2 separate regions of the Homo sapiens genome follow, and region 1 is linked to region 2. The links are chromatin loops, found by intact Hi-C in ENCODE. Cell type or tissue: heart left ventricle. All regions are shown on one strand. Each heading gives the region's core, and the rest is flanking DNA. Links, peaks and the distances in the headings are about the cores only. Region 1 overlaps LOC105374428 (a long non-coding RNA gene). Region 2 has its middle 27 kb from the start of GRXCR1.

What was found. Hi-C counts contacts between places; a loop is a spot of excess contacts. Peaks named below come from ENCODE experiments on the same cell type or tissue, not always from the same donor. Only the 100,000 strongest peaks of a DNase experiment are listed, where the experiment ranks them.
Region 1: it touches region 2 in a loop (4-fold over the local background); 10 of 110 quality-filtered maps call a loop at or near these places.

What each region holds. Positions count from the first base shown.
Region 1 is chr4:42,370,332-42,373,132 of GRCh38, reverse strand. All of the region lies in intron 1 of LOC105374428 (a long non-coding RNA gene), which reads left to right. Among named protein-coding and RNA genes, the nearest start is that of SHISA3, 26 kb to the left of the region's middle. In heart left ventricle, for the core only: a CTCF peak has its summit at 1,495 (motif pointing left); no DNase peak of the experiment used is centred there.
Region 2 is chr4:42,864,710-42,867,510 of GRCh38, reverse strand. No RefSeq gene overlaps it. Among named protein-coding and RNA genes, the nearest start is that of GRXCR1, 27 kb to the left of the region's middle. In heart left ventricle, for the core only: a CTCF peak has its summit at 1,719 (motif pointing right); no DNase peak of the experiment used is centred there.

The DNA of each region.
Region 1 (2,801 bases), core at 170-2,669, 490 kb after region 2:
CAATACCAGTACCTAAGTAGACCTTACTAACCCTCCATGGGGGCCCAGACTGGCCCTGCTTGAGTTTTCCTGAAACCTCAGTCACCAGGCTCACAAAGGAAGAGAGAGCAAGGAGGGACCAGGAACTCTGGGTATCTCCTGTCTTGCTCCATTGTGGCAGGGCCAGCCAATTCAAAAGCACCTACTTTCTTAGCTTTGGCCAGTTGCATTTATCTGCAGATTGTATCTGCATCTGAGATAGAGACTTCATGATGAGACTAAATAGATTAGATAGATACATAGGTACATAGATAACATAGATAGGGCCACGCGTGGTGGCTCACGCCTGTAATCCCAGCACTTTGGGAGGCTGAGGCGGGTGGATCACGAGGTCAGGAAATAGAGACCATCTTGGCTAACACGGTGAAACCCCTTCTTTACTAAAAAATACAAAAAATTAGCCAGGCATGGTGGTGCGTGCCGGTTGTCCCAGCTACTCAGGAGGCTGAGGCAGGAGAACTGCTTGAACCCAACAGGTGGAAGTTGCAGTGAGCTGAGATCGCGCCATTGCACTCCAGACTGGGCGATAGAGTGAGACTCCATCTCAAAAAACAAAAAAAAAAAAGATGATAGATAGATAGATAGATGATAGATAGATAGATAGATAGATAGATAGATAGATAGATAGATAGATTAGATAGATAAAGTGGCAGCAGGCACTCTTCTCAAATGGTTAAGTAAATGATTAATACTGTAAGGTTGCTCATGCCACGGCTGTTGCCCTGTCTATCCTGTGTGTGACTCTCCATGCTATAGGAGCTGCCAAGCTGTGGCCTTTTCACCACACTGTTGTCTTAAAACACATCCATCCACTTCTCAGACCTGCAGGTTAAATAAAGGGCATAGAAAATTATGAAAGTCATAATTACTTCTACAGAAAAGGTAATGAGGGTCACAGTGGGAGCTCTATTTACATGTGGCCCTCCAGGGAATATTTTACACATGGTATGTGAAGACCATATTGGTTTGTCTAGCACACTGAGTGTTTAGGTTGGTCCTTGTCACCTCCAGTCTACACTGGAACTGCAAAATGCAACATTTGCTCTCTAAAGCATCATGCCCGTGCTCTGATGTATGCAAAACATCCTTGTTTTTACTGCCATTGAAGGAGTTTAATCTCTCAGGGAGAATGGATTGTGCAACTCGACTTCTTAGTATTCACAAATATTTTAATAATAATAACCTGTGGGTATTTTCTTTATCTGATCTACAAATCAATCTCATTTTCTTTTCAAGCTCTGACCTAAGGAAAGGGCCTTAGATAATTTAGCTATTTATAAGAAAAAAAAAACATATGAACATGCTTTAATAATTCAGCTATAAAATTTAAAGTAGTAAAATATATTCTTGAGGATTCCATTTCTACCCCTAACCAGCACTTGAAATTGGAACTGAATGTCATATTAACATTGTTTCTATATAAGCTCTTATGGGAAACAGCATGGTGCCATCTGTTGGTGAATTCTTGGGTACTGCTAGGCTCTTTGGTATTTCAGATGCTGAGATTGTCTTCATTCATTCAATTATATTAAGCACTTTTTATGTGCCATGAGCTACACTAAGTACTGTTAAGATTAATAAGATATGATGATTCATCAAAATGTAATACAAGAAGTCTGGCATTTATGTTCTATTCCAAAGTTCAGGAATTTCACACACTTGCCCTGCAACACAGATAATGTCACAGTTCTATGTTTTAGGGAACTGTGTGCAATCCATTGTGGTAGTAATGTTAGTAACCCTAAAAACAGATTTTTGTAATCCTAGACCACTTTGTTCACAATGATTTTGTGGGCCAAACCAAATACGGGTACTCCTTTAAAATTCTTAGCATTTCTTATTTCTGATAAAATAAAATAGAAGATGCCTGTGAGCTAATAGATATTTGCAAGATGATTTACTTAGGTCAAAATCTTAATAGAGAATAAAAAGTAGCTACTTTAAAATATATGTTTCCCTTAAACAAACAATATTTCCCTTGAACCCCTATTCCTTGGCACCTCCATTATTCTGCTCCTCTGGAGGGCCAAATTTCTATAACTGATGCTCTAATCCCTACCTAAATTCCCTTTTTAGTCAACTCTGATGAGTTTTTCATGCCATTCCTATTCCCACCCCGCCCTCCCACATACATACACACTGAAACCAACAAGGACACCAACAACTTCCACATTGCTAAATCCAACGGTCAGTTTCCAGTCCACATTGTACATCACCTTACAGCAGTCTCTGAACTGCTGGCTCCCTCTTTTTTCACTTGGTTTCCAGAACACAACATCCTCCCCGGTGTTTTCCCTCTGAGGCTGCTTCCTTTAGAGTCCTTTTTACACCTAGGTCCCCCTCTTCACAAGTGCTACATCATGGAATGCCCCATCCGTTGAATCCTCAAAAAGTTTCTTTTTTTACTATACTCACTTTTTGTCTAAAGCCAGGCGCTACCCAGTAGAAATGCAACGTGAGCCACATATGTAATTTTTAGTTTTCTACTAGCCACATTTAAAAAAAAAAGAACAAGTGAGATTAATTTAATTAGTGTATTATTATTATTTGAGATATGGTTTTGCTCCCATTGCTCAGGTTTTACTCCCATAGCTCAGGGTGGAGTGCAATGGCATTGTATCCGGAATTTGTGGGTTCTTGGTCTCGCTGACTTCAAGAATGAAGCCTCGGACCTTCACGGTGAGTGTTACAGCTCTTAAAGGCGACGCATCTGGAGTTATTTGTTCCTTCCAGTGGGTTCGTGGTCTCGCTAGCCGCAGGAG
Region 2 (2,801 bases), core at 269-2,768:
TCAAAACCAAAATCCTCTGTTACACCAAATATTTTAATATCTCTTTTTACTATTCTGAAAAGAACTGCATAGACGCTATATTCCATCTACACATTAATAACACTTTTTTCACAGTTTCTTCTCTGTAATTCTAAAGCCCGATAAGCTCTGAAAACTGAAAACTTTTATCTAAGTTTGGTGCTAAACCTCACATCACTGCGTCTCCTCAGCTGAACTGATGGGGGCAATTTATTCTATTTATCCCACCTACTTGTAAATATTTGCTACAACAAATTCAATGTGTTTGGTTACAGGGTGCTCCCATATTCCACTGAGCGTTACATTATATTAGGTATTGTATTAGTCCATTCTCACGCTGCTAATAAAGATACCCAATATTAGGTATTGTATTAGTCCATTCTCACGCTGCTAATAAAGATACCCAAGAATGGGTAACTTATAAAGGAAAGAGGTTTAATTGACACATAGTTCAGCATGGCTGGAGAGGCCTTAGGAAACTTACAATCATGGTGGAAGGGGAAGCAAACACGTCCTTCTTCACATGATGACAGGAAGCAGTGCCAAGCAAAAGGGGAAAAGTCCCTTATAAAACCATCAGACCTCATGAGAACTCACTATCACAAGAACAGCATGAAGGTAACCACCCCCATGACTCAATTTCTAGCAAAGAGATTCTGTAAAGGAATCTTGGAACTATATAACCTACCTTCACACAAAGCACAATCTAACACTCTAAGTTTACCATGAAGAAGAAATAAATGAATACTAATTTATAAGAAGCCATATATTTTTGGCTGAATTATGACCCCCCCTCCCCCGACTAAAAAATGCATAAGTGGAAGCTGTAACCCTAAGCGTCCAGACTGTGGCCACATTTGATGATAAGGTCTTTAAAGAGGTATATTAAAATAGGGTATTTAAGGTGGGTCCTAACCCAGTATGATGGGTGTCCTTACAAAAACCGGGATTACGACAGAGACAGAGAGACACTAGACATGTGCGTGCACAGAGACAACCATGTGAACACACAATGAGAGGGTGGCCATCTATAAGCCAAGGAGAGAAGCCTTAGAAGAAATCAACCCTGTAGGCACCTTGATTTTGGACGTCCAGCTTCAAAAACTGTGAGAAATAGAATTTTCTGTTTCAGCCATCGGTCTGTAGTATTTTGTTATGGCAGCCCTAGCAAATTAATATACCTTATATATTTCATTATGTAAGCAGTTAGACTTGCCTTACACTGGAAAATGTATTATAGTGGCCTGATGCCTGCACCAGTACAAAGAACCACTCATTACTGGGTATGACAGGCAAACTCTCATGGTTTGCAAACTGGCACCCATGCAAATTAACAGGTGTGTCATGTCAACTGCTCAATTGCATGACCAACATTGCAGTCTGCAATCAGTGACATGATTTTCTGAAATGATGAATAACTTTTGGTAAATTGCTGAACAAAACAAAATGCTATACTCTTCTTTTAATTTACATGTTGTAAACACTTTGTATGTATATGTCAGATGGAATTCATTTCTAGGCTAACATGAGAATTGTACAGGTTACAGCATATCTATTTACTCTCCAGGGCTCTTCCACACATGACAGGACATCTAAAATGCCTGGATCCTACTTTACTACATAATAGTGGTAACACACCCCTCCCACAATCACCTACCCAATCTTTTCACAACCAGAAAACATGCTGACAATTTCCAGAATAACCTCCAGGGGGCAGTGCTTTCCTTACTGAGAACGGTTGAACTAATTTATCTTCTATTTCTCCCAGACCTCTCCAGCCTTAGCAGAATTTGGAAAAGGGGTTAAGTTGGGCCTAAACCCTAACCCAGGCCATTTGGGGTACTTTAAGATTCTCAAATACCTCCCTTCCCATTACGTCTCATCCAAACGGAAATTCTGATCTCATGTCTGTTAACAGCATCCCTCCAGGGACCTGCGTACCCCTCCTGCCTCTCCTCCAAGACGCTGGTTCTGTTCATCTTTGCAACTGTTAATTCAACTCATTATATGGAGCTCATGTCATGCTAAATAGGAGAGATTCAAAACTCTATAAGCTCCTGCCCTCTAGAAACTTCTAGTATAATTTGACAGACAGCATAATAGAGATCAATGAAGTAAAGAAGAATACGGAAATTAGGTAGATATGATGCCTAACAGACATAGAAGGTCAGGGAGAGCATCTGCCAAAAAATTAATCACATTTACTGCTGTTGTAATTCCCCTGAATGTTGAAGAAAACCCTTTATTGAGGAAAAAATAAATCTAAATAGATATGTCACTTGCACACTTAAAGAAAAATGATTTACTCCTTTTCTTAGTTCCATCATCAATGGAAAGAAAACTGGATAGTAGTCCCATCACACAAAAACATGTTTTTTCAACATCTATAAATACGGATTTATTGCATACCTGTAAATAACCATAACATATTATAAGTCATTTTTATTTTTTTCCCAAGTTAGGCAATAGATTAGAAAACAACTCAAGTATTTCCTTCTCAAGAGTTAATATTCCACATATGCCGCTGGGATTTCTCATTTTCTATATAAGGAGGATATACAGCTATAACTTAGCATATGTGTATTCAAAAGCATCATTTGTCCAAATAGATGTTTTTACAGATTTTATTAATTATCTATTCCATTTACAAATAAAAAGTAGGTGGGAGGGCAAATTAAAAGCTCAGTAGTAGCAACTTACTGTTCAATAAATAGGAGTTTTTAAAATAGAAATGTTCCTACTAATTTTTTGTTGTTATTTTACAAAGAATACCATAGCTGGAA